2 separate regions of the Homo sapiens genome follow, and region 1 is linked to region 2. Evidence: chromatin loops called from intact Hi-C (ENCODE). Cell type or tissue: heart right ventricle. All regions are shown on one strand. Links, peaks and the distances in the headings refer to the core of each region. The heading gives the core; the rest is flanking DNA. Region 1 has its middle 40 kb from the start of MIR4708. Region 2 has its middle 7.5 kb from the start of FUT8-AS1.

What was found. Peaks named below come from ENCODE experiments on the same cell type or tissue, not always from the same donor. Only the 100,000 strongest peaks of a DNase experiment are listed, where the experiment ranks them.
Region 1: it touches region 2 in a loop (2.4-fold over the local background); 24 of 110 quality-filtered maps call a loop at or near these places.

What each region holds. Positions count from the first base shown.
Region 1 is chr14:65,292,313-65,297,699 of GRCh38, forward strand. No RefSeq gene overlaps it. Among named protein-coding and RNA genes, the nearest start is that of MIR4708, 40 kb to the right of the region's middle. In heart right ventricle, for the core only: no CTCF peak of the experiment used is centred there; no DNase peak of the experiment used is centred there.
Region 2 is chr14:65,402,376-65,407,762 of GRCh38, forward strand. It overlaps a transcript of FUT8 not described here. Among named protein-coding and RNA genes, the nearest start is that of FUT8-AS1, 7.5 kb to the right of the region's middle. In heart right ventricle, for the core only: no CTCF peak of the experiment used is centred there; no DNase peak of the experiment used is centred there.

The DNA of each region.
Region 1 (5,387 bases), core at 84-5,083, 110 kb before region 2:
GCTCACGCCTGTAATCCCAACACTTTGGGAGGCCGAGGTGGGCAGATCACAAGGTCAGGAGTTCAAGACCAGCCTGGCCAATATGGTGAAACCCCATCTCTACTAAAAATAGAAAAATTAGTTGGGCGTGGTGCTGGGCGCCTGTAGTCCCAGCTACTCGGGAGGCTGCGGCAGGAGAATCGCTTGAACCGGGAAGCAGAGGTTGCAGTGAGCCAAGATCACGCCACTGTACTCCAGCCTGGGCGACAGAGCAAGACTCTGTATCAAAAAAAAAAAAAAAAAAAAGAAAAGAAAAGAAACAAGAAACACAAAAGAACTCAAAGGAACATTTCCAACTTCTTTTTAACTTGGCAGTACAGTGACCTAAACCAGGTATGTGGAGCCTTGATTACTATAAAGAGCAAATAAGACAAAAATTAGAAAATATCTTGTACATTTTAAATAATGCTGCAAATATAAGGTCCTGTCACTGAGTCTTGTTTGAAATAAAAGAACTATCAATATTTGATCAATAGAAAACATGGTGCTTGTCCTTAGAGAGCTTTATGGTTTACCTGCAGAGGCTCATAAGAATTTAGCTATATTTACTCAGCAATATATAAGGGAATAGAAATAAATATTGTGTCAACTCCCTGACTGTCACCCCTTCTCAGTTCCCTAACCCACAACACACATATCTTCCTTCCTTTCTTTTTTTTTTTTTAAACAGGGTCTTGCTCTGTCACCCAGGCTGGGGTGTAGTGGCACCATCATAGGTCATTGCAGTCTCAACCTCCAGGGCTCAAGTGATTCTCCCACCTCAGCCTTCCAAGTAGCTGAGACCATAGGTGTATGCCACCACACCCAGTTAACTTTTTTATTTTTTGTAGAGATGGGGGTCTCGCTCTGTTGCCCAGGCTGGTCTTGAACTCTTGGACTCAAGCAATCCTCCCTGTAAACCCAGCACTTTGGGCCTCCAAAAGTGCTGGGATTACAGGTGTGAGCCACCACACCCAGCCATATCCACCTTTCTAATGAGCATGGACAAAGATGCCCTAATTCATTCAGACCAGAAGGTGATGGGGAACGTTTCCAGTCACCTTTCTTTACCCACAGACCTATTCTGGGAAGAAAGGATCAAGAATGGCTGGGCGCAGTGGCTCACACCTGTAATCCCAGCACTTTGGGAGGCCGAGGCGGGCAGATCACAAGGTCAGGAGTTTGAGACCAGCCTGACCAATATGGTGAAACCCCGTCTCTACTAAAAACACAAAAATTAGCCAGGCATGGTGGCAGGCGTCTATGATCCCAGCTACTCAGGAGCCTGAGACAGGAGAATCACTTGAACCCGTGAGGTGGAGGTTGCAGTGAGCCAAGATAGCACCACTGCACCCCAGCCTGGGCGACAGAGCTAGACTCCGTCTCAAAAAAAAAGAAAGGGTCAAGAATGTGGCAAGTCTGGGCTTTAATACATTGCCTAGAAATTTAATTCAATAAATATCTATAGGCCATCTATTTGAGGCCCAATGGTGCCTTAGGCCCTGTGGTTATCTAAAAGAACGTCCCTGCCCTTAATCTCACCAGAGTGATAAAGCTAAGGTCCCTAAAACAAGATCTTATATTACTAAGTGCCAATGTTAACTATAAGTGCAGTAAGATTCTAGAAAAGGGAAACATGAACTTTGTTGTTTTTTGTTTTGTTTTGTTTTTTTGAGATGTAGTTTCGTTCTTGTTGCCCAGGCTGGAGTACAGTGGTGCAATCTTGGCTTACTACGACCTCCGCCTCCTGGGTTCAAGCGATCCTCCTGCCTCAGCCTCCCAAGTAGCTGGGATTACAGGCATGCGCCACCACGCCTGGCTAATGTTTGTATTTTTAGTAGAGAAGAGGTTTCTCTGTGTTGGTCAGGCTGGTCTCAAACTCCCGACCTCAGGTGATCCTCCCGCCTTGGGCTCCCAAAGTGCTGGGATTACAGGCGTGAGCCACTGCGACTGGCCATGGAAACATGAACATTTTAAGCAGACTTTATACTTCATGAAGGCTAGGCCATCAACTGGACAAACTGACAAAACAAAAGGAAACTTGATAAGTCAAGGTATAGAAGAATGAATGAGTGTGGCATTTGGAAAAATAGCAGCAAGACTTTCTGCTGAGATCCAGCTTGAAAAGGAAGGGGGAATGTTTTATCCTTCCTTAAAAAATATAGGTTGCTGTTGGCAGTATAAAAAGAATCCATGGCTCTTAAGAAGTTAAGAGGCGGCTGGGCGTGGTGGCTCACGCCTGTAATCCCAGCACTTTGGGAGGCCGAGGCGGGCGGATCACAAGGTCAGGAGATTGAGACCGACCTGGCTAATGCAGTGAAACCCCGTCTCTACTAAAAATACAAAAAAATTAGCCGGGCGTCGTGGCGGGCGCCTGTAGTCCCAGCTACTCGGGAGGCTGAGGTAGGAGAATGTCATGAACCTGGGAGGTGGAGCTTGCAGTGAGCCGAGATTGCGCCACTGCACTCCAGCCTGGGTGACAGAGCAAGACTCCATCAAAAAAAATAAAAATAAAAATAAGAAGTTAAGAGGCTTAAATGGAGAAACCTCCACACCCTAGGACTTGAGTAGATAACCTAGCACTTTAGGCATTTAAGACTCCAAGTCTTGGAACACGAAGGCCCATGGTGCCTCTCCATCAGGACAGGAGAGATTATGCTTTGGCAACAATGAATCTCTAATCTCACTGGCTTGATATAGTAAAGCATTCATTTCTTGTTTATGTGACATGTCCAGTGTAGATAAGGATGGGGCTCAGGGGAGATTTGCTCCATATAATCTCTCAGGGACCCAGGTTGATGGAGGTTCTACCATCTTAGAATGTTGCCATCTCATGTGACTTTCAGGATTGCTGCAGCAGGGGCAAAAACCCTGTAGGATGTTTATAAGCGTCAAGACTGAGGGTGGCTATCATTTCCACCAGTAATCAATTGGCTAAAACCTAGCTGTACATGAAAGGAACAATGCAGTATATAATCTTCCTTTCTGCCCTGAAAGAGGAAAAATGAAATAGGATTTCATAAACACATATAATATCAATCATGACCGATTATCCAAAGAATCTTACTTTGTTAATAATAGCTAACACTTATATTTTGCTAATCTTTACAATCCATCCTGTGAGGCAGCTTTTATTATTATCTCTGTTTTATTTTATTTTACTTTATTTTATTTTTTTAAACAGGGTCTTGCTCTGTAGCCCAGGCTGGAATGCAGTGGCATGTAGCCTGGAATTCCTAGGTTCAAGTGATCTCACCTCAGCCTCTTGGGTAGCTGGGACTACAGGTGTGCTCCACCACACCTGGCTAATTTTTTAATTGTTTTGTAGAGATGAGGTCTCACTATGTTGCTCAGGCTGGTCTCGAACTCCTGAGCTCAAGTGATCCTCCTGCCTCAGCCTCCCAAAGTGCTGGGATTACAGGTGCAAACCACTGTGCCTGGCTATCTCCATATTAAAGATAGGAAGGTGAAGCAAAAAGAAATTAAATCATTTATTCATGGCCCCACAGCTAGTAAGTGGCACAACATGGAGTCACTCAAGAAGTTTTTCTCTAGAGTTCATACCGTGCCCAGGCTGTAGTGTAGTGGCAGATTCATAGCTCACTACAGCCTCAATCTCCCCTGGCTCAGGTGATCCTCCTAACTCAGCCTCCTGAGTAGCTGGGACTACAGGCATGCACCATCACACCCAGCTACAGAGTTCATGTTCTTAACAACTATGTTCTACCTCCTTTGTCATGGGCTTAGTTAAAATGGAAGTCAAATCATGATTCCATGTACCCTGCATCTCTTACATTGGGTTATAGAAAGCTTCTAGCAATGGTGTCATACTTGACTCTGACTAGTCCACCCTGCCAATATTCCCATAGCATCAGTTGTATATATACACTCACCATGCTCTTGACTGGCCTGTCTTGGTACTCTATCTGTTCAAAGGGATGTGGATGAGAGCTTGATTGTGTGTAAGCTATATGGATGTATATACACACACACACACACACACACACACACACACACTATATGGGTATATATATGGATATAGATGCTGTTTCTAAATGCAAACATTCTTGCATAGGCATCAGCAACCCTCAAGAGCATTGTGTCCTCTGTTTCTGTCCTTGTTCCCCTGTTCTCAACTGCTCTCCAGCACAAGTTATTCTCATTCTTTGGAAAACAGAAGTGAACTATGTTTTTCTCCTAAATCAGTGTAATGGAGCAGATTATGTACAGATGAGTAGTGGGGGAGACATTGGCAGCTGGCCCTGAGCAGGGCTGAGTAATGGAAATCCAAGTTATCTCAAGCCTCAGAATTATTCAAGTTTCCTTATGTAACCTGTGTGTCCAAGGTCAGACTAGTCTGAAAACAACATAAGGTTACAATTTCAATAACTTCCAGTCTTTAAACCTAATGTGATCAGGGATTTTGTTTATGTTGTTCATTATTATATAGTGAGTGTCTAGAACAGTGCCTGGAATATAGTAGACATGCAATAAATGTTAAGTAAATTTATTGACCAAATTCTGGTCCTCTTTGGAGGCATGATGGTGTAGTGGTAGAGTGATATGATTTGGCTCTGTGTGCCCACCCAATCTCATGTCAAATTGTAATTCTCAGTGTTGGAGGAGGGATCTGGTGGGAGGTGGTTAGATCATGGGGCAGAATTCCCCCTTGCTTTTCTCATGATAGTAAGTTCTCACGAGAGCTGATGGTTTAAAAGTGTGTGGCACTTCCCCCTTCGTTCCCTGTCTCTCTCTCCTGCTCTGCCATGGTAAGACATGCTTGCTTACCCTTCGCCTTCCACTGTGATTATTAGGTACCTGAGGCCTCCTCAGCTATGCCTCCTATACAGCCTGCAGAACTGTAAGTTAATTAACCCTTTTTTCTCCATAAATTGCCCAGTCTCTTGTATGTCTTTATAGCAGTGTGAGAACAGACGAATACATACATCATTGACTTTAGAATCAAATAGACTTGTGTTTGAACTTCACAGGCTGTGTGACTCCTCATTAGTTATGTACCTTCTCTGACCTCTTCCTTCCTCATTGGTACAATGAGGCTAATATTACCTACCTCTTGGATTGTTGTGAGAATTAAATGTGATAATTGATGTCAGGCACTCGGTATATTGAAGCTAGCTATGGCTCTGCCCTATATCACAAAAATCCTTGGAGCCCAGCCTGGTCACACACACCTGTAGTCCCAGATACTCAGGAGGCTGAGGCAGGAGGATGGCTTGAGCCCAGGAGTTTGAGGCTGTAGTACGCTATCATCGTGCCTATAAATAGCCACCTGGACAATATAGCAAGACCCTGTCTCTAAATAAATAAATACATTTTCAAAAAGAAAAATCTCTGGAGACCCTGTTGTT
Region 2 (5,387 bases), core at 209-5,208:
AAAAAATCTGGGGCTGGGCGTGGTGGCTCACACCTGTAATCCCAGCACTTTGGGAGGCCGAGGCGGGTGGATCACAAGGTCAGGAGATCGAGACCATCTTGGCTAACACGGTGAAACCCCGTCTCTACTAAAAATACAAAAAATTAGCTGGGCGTGGTGGCAGGCGCCTGTAATCGCAGCTACTTGGGAGGCTGAGGCAGGAGAATGGCATGAACTAGGGAGGCGGCTTGCAGTGAGCCGAGATCGCGCCACTGCACTCCAGCCTGGGTGACAGAGTGAGACTCCGTCTAAAGCAAAAAAAATTGTAGAGATGGGGTTCTTGCCATGTTGCCTATGCTGGTCTCCAACTCCTGGGCTCAAACAATCTCCTGCCTCAGCCTCTTAAAGTGCTGGGATTTTAGGTGTGAGCCACTGTGCCCGCCTGGAGTATATTTTAAACTAAATGATCAGTCTTGAAATAAATACAAGTTAACCCCACTTGACCTCTATCTATGTAGGTTTATAAGTCTACTTGTAAATCACACCAGCACAATTTATAGGGAGTTGTTTTTAGAACCTTTAGTCCTTGCTTTAAATACCAACAGTTGTGTTATAGCATGTACTGCAGAACTGAAATGACATTCAGACTTTGGTCTAGGAAATCTTGTCAATCACTTCTTTCTTCTGCTTCCTTAGATTCTGTTTTCATGTTATCTTGATTTTGGATTTAGATCAGATAATTATAGGGTCTGCAAAGGCTTGCTTTAGTTTAGGATTTTTGTAGAGCCATAAATGGCTAATATTTATGGTGTACTTATTCAGTGTCAGGCTCTGTTCTTAGGAGTATTATATGTAATAACTTATTTAATACTAACAACAACCCTATGATGTAGATACTATTATTATTCCTACTTTACAGATATGAAAAAATGAGACAGAGAGTTTTAAAGTTTCCCAAGGTCTCACAGCTATTAATTGGTGAGCAAGGATTCAAATATAGTTAGAATCAACATTCTGAACCATGATTTTATATGGCCTTGTTCCCATGGAAACTAGAAGATCCTGACTAACCAGAGGTTATGTTTCTCAATCCTGTTGGCAGTTATATTGCAATGAAAATTAATTAACTCATTCAATAAATATGCTACATGGTGGGGATCAAGACAGATAGGCAGGATCTCTGCTTTCAAGAGGGCCTCTGGTTTTTCAGACTTTTGTCAGTTTGGTTAGAGTTAGTGTTTTCCCATCAGACTCTAATTTGCCCTTGGGTTAACATATAAGGTAGAATTTTTGCCTCTGAAAAGCTGAACATTGGAACTTTAGTGACTTTAGCAAGGTTTATTCTTGCTGGAGCAAGTATTTATATCATACTGATAGTGGTTAATTTTTTTTTTTTTTTTTGGCTGCAATTTTTCCTTATGACCTTGCTCCTACCCATCCTTCCCCAGATTGTCTATTTTTGGATTTTTAATTTTTAAAATATAATAATATGTACTTGTTTCTGTAATAGTTCTTTCAAGAGCCTTTCTAGATTTGTTTCTTTTTCTTTTCTTTTTTTTTGAGATGGAGTTTTGCTCTTCTTGCCCAGGCTGGAGTGCAATGGCATGATCTCGGCTCAGTGCAACCTCCACCTCCCGGGTTCAAGTGATTCTCCTGCCTCAACCTCTTGAGTAGCTGGGATTACAGGCGCTAGTAGAGACAGGGTTTCACGATGTTGGTCAGGCTGGTCTCGAACTCCTGACCTCAGGTGATCCACCCGCCTTAGCCTCCCAAAGTGCTGGGATTACAGGTGTGAGCCACTGTGCGGGGCCAGATTTGTTTGTTTGTTTTTCTTTGAGACAGAGTCTCACTCTGTTGTCCAGGCTGGAGTGCAGTGGTGTGATCTCGGCTCACTGCAACCTCTGCCTCCTGAGTTCAAATGATTCTCCTGTCTCAGCCTCCTGAGTAGGTGGGATTACAGGCGCCCACCATAGCGCCCAGCTAATTTTTTTGTATTTTTAGTAGAGATGGGGTTTTGCCATCTTGGCCAGGCTGGTCTCGAACTCCTGACCTTGTGATTCACCCACCTCGGCCTCCCAAAGTGCTGGGATTACAGGTGTGAGCCACTGCACCCAGCGTTGTTTCTTTTTTTTTTCTTTTTGAGACAGAGTCTTGCTCTGTCGCCAGGCTGGAGTGCAGTGGCGCAATCTCAGCTCACTGCAACCTCTGCCTCCCGGGTCAAGCAATTCCCCTGCCTCAGCCTCCCAAGTAGCTGGGATTACAGGCATGTGCCACCACACCCAGCTAATTTTTTGTATTTTAGTAGAGACGGGGTTTCACCATGTTGGTCAAGATGGTCTCGATCTCTTGACCTCGTGATCTGCCTGCCTCAGCCTCCCCAAGTGCTGGGATTACAGGCGTGAGCTGCTGCACCCGGCGCCGGCCTTGCTCCTTTTTATACAGCCTTATTGATCCAGCCTAACTCAATATAGTTTATTAAATTGCAATGGTATTGTATCAATAGTATCAGAATTTATTAAACTGCAATGGTATTATTGTATCAATAGTATCAGAATTAGTGGCATATAACAGTAAAACCTAGATAATAGTGGCTTAAATAAAACAGCAGCTTACACAAAATAATTTTGGAAATGAGCAATCCAGGATTGGCGTGGAGGCTTGACAAAGTTGTCAAGGAGCCAGCTCCCTCCCAGTCACTATTATGTTATTCCCAGGGTACAGCTATCCTCCTCATGGTCCAAGATGGCTGAAAGGGCTCCAGTCATCACATCATCATGCCTCAGGTAATAGGATGGAGAGAAGCGATAAGAAGGGTGCATCTCCTTCATTTTCATGATTTTTTTAAAAAATGTAAGCACTGCACAATATTTCTGCTTAGATCTCAATAGGCAGAATTTAGTCATGCAGCCACATCCATTGCAGGGGAGACTAGGAAAAGTAAGATTTTAGTTGAGTTCCAATAGGACTATCCAGAAATGGGGATTTGTGATTATGGAAAAATGAGAAAAGATATAGGAAGGTAAATCTGAAGTGTCTTCTACTGGGAGCTTACATATAGTTAGTATCTTATAAAAATTTGTTGATTCACTTTCATAAACTTGATGGTCATATTCTTAGTGGTATCATCCAGGTCATTAATGAAAAGTAATACATCTAAAAATTTTTCCTCTTCTTATTTTTTTTACTTTATGATAATAGAGCATATTATTGCATTAATTGCATCTACAATAAACCTACCTGGAAATAGCTTAGGCAAGATGGAAACAATATTGGAAGGATACAGGGAAAGCCTAGAAACAGAGGAGCCTAAGCAGAAGAAAAGGCAGAAATTCAACTACTGGTCAGCAAAACCTGGAACTGAGAATTCCAGTATAAGGATACTTCTGTCTTCTCTGCTTCCTCTTTCCACTGACTTTATTCTCTAATGCAGAATGAGTTTCTCCACTTGGCAAATGACTAATGACTTCTCCCAGATTTTATATCTAGGTGAGGCCTGAGATAATCTCTCTTCTCACATCTATAAACATTCTGGAGGAATGGGTTCATTGTCCCATCTTGGGTCAGGTGTCCCCCTCTTGACCAATTAGGTGTGGGCAATGGACAGCGGTCACACAGCTCTCGCTGCCATCATAATAAAAATGTGGGCATGAGAGCAGTAGTTCCTATAGGAAAGGTGGGTGCTGGCCACACACTAATATAGGTATACGTTAAAATTATATGAGATGATAAAATACAGGTCGATGGTCTGAATTAAATGAATGGTAAAGGAGAACAGGATCTATCCTAATGCATAAAAATGGTTTAGCTATGAATAAACATCATTTAATAGGGCTGCAATGTATACAACATTTACTATATGTCAAGAATTGTACTAAGTGCTTTTTGTATGTTGAGTCATTTATTTTATACAACCCCATGAGCTAGGGGACATCATCCCTTCTTATAGATGGAAAAACCAGAGCTCAGAGAGGTTAAGTAACTTGCCCAAGGTCAGATTGTAACTGAGCACTGTTTAATGTGCATAGAGGCCAATGGCCAATACCATGGCACTGGCTTTTGAGAAAATAAAAGCTTTATTGCAAGTCAACCGCAAGGAGACAGGAAGATATGCTCAACTCTGTCTCCCTGTGCAGGGCTTGTTTTCTTTTTCTTTTCTTTTCTTTTCGTCTCTCGCTCTCTCTCTTTCTCTCTTTCTTTCTGAGATGGAGTCTTGCTCTGTTGCCCAGGCTGGAGTGCAGTAGCATAATCTCGGCTCACTGCAACCTCCTTCTCCTGGGTTCAAATGATTCTCCTGCCTGAGCCTTCCAAGTAGCTGAGATTAAAGGTGCCCACTACCACGCCCAGCTAATTTTTGTATTTTTTTAGTAGAGACAGAGTTTCACCATGTTGGCCAGGCTGGTCTTGAACTCCTGTCCTCAAGTAATCTGCCCACATCGGCCTCCCAAAGTGCTGGGATTATAGGTGTGAGCCACAGCGCCTGGCCTGGGCCAGGTTTTATAAGCATAAAGTCATGAGATGTGATCTGATTGGATCTTGCAATGAGGTGATGCTGGGAGGTATGATTTGATTGGATCCTGCCATGGGGTGATGCCAAGCTTGATACGATTAGATCCTGGATCCTACAATGTGGTGTCCCCTTCTTAATTCAGTCCTCACTCCTCAGTCAGAGCACTTAGGTTCCCGCTGTAGTTGCAGACTCGGTTCATCTGGGCATGTTCAGGTTAGGTGACCTTCAAACTGGGGGGCCATTGGTAACTGAAAAACAACTCACAACTTTGTTACATAAAAGTTGAACCAGATTGGTGTGATGTGGTTACAAAAAAGCTAGTAAGTCTGAGAGTAATATACTGGCTCAATACTTCTCTATCCTAAGTTGGAAACTATGGTCAATTTTGATGAAGAAATTATTAGCTATTTCCCTACTTCAATTTTGCCATACCAAAGCTATATGAGCTTGATAAACCTTGTAATGTCTTACAAGGTTTTAATCTCTTCATCTGTAAGAAGATTGGATTGAATCAAATTACTCTCTCTCCTTGTTAATACAGATAATACTTTTTTTTCTGAAGGCAAGAGTATGATCTATTACATTAAAATGTTTTTAATGTATCCAATATATTTAAAAAAATAGAGACAGGGGTCTTGCTATGGTTGCCCAGCCTGGTCTTGAACTCCTGGCCTCAAGTGATCCTCCCACCTTGGCTTCCCAAAATGTTGAGGTGAAGGTATGAGCCATAATTGCTGGCTATATCCAATACGTTTTAGTGCTTCTTGAGACATATCTGTGTTAGGAACTGAGATGAAATTAAAGATATACAAGATAGAGTTTTTGCTTACAGTGTTATGGTGGGAACAAACAAACATAATTATTATTTTGTAGAATTAATAGTCCAGGAAAGAATAGTTTT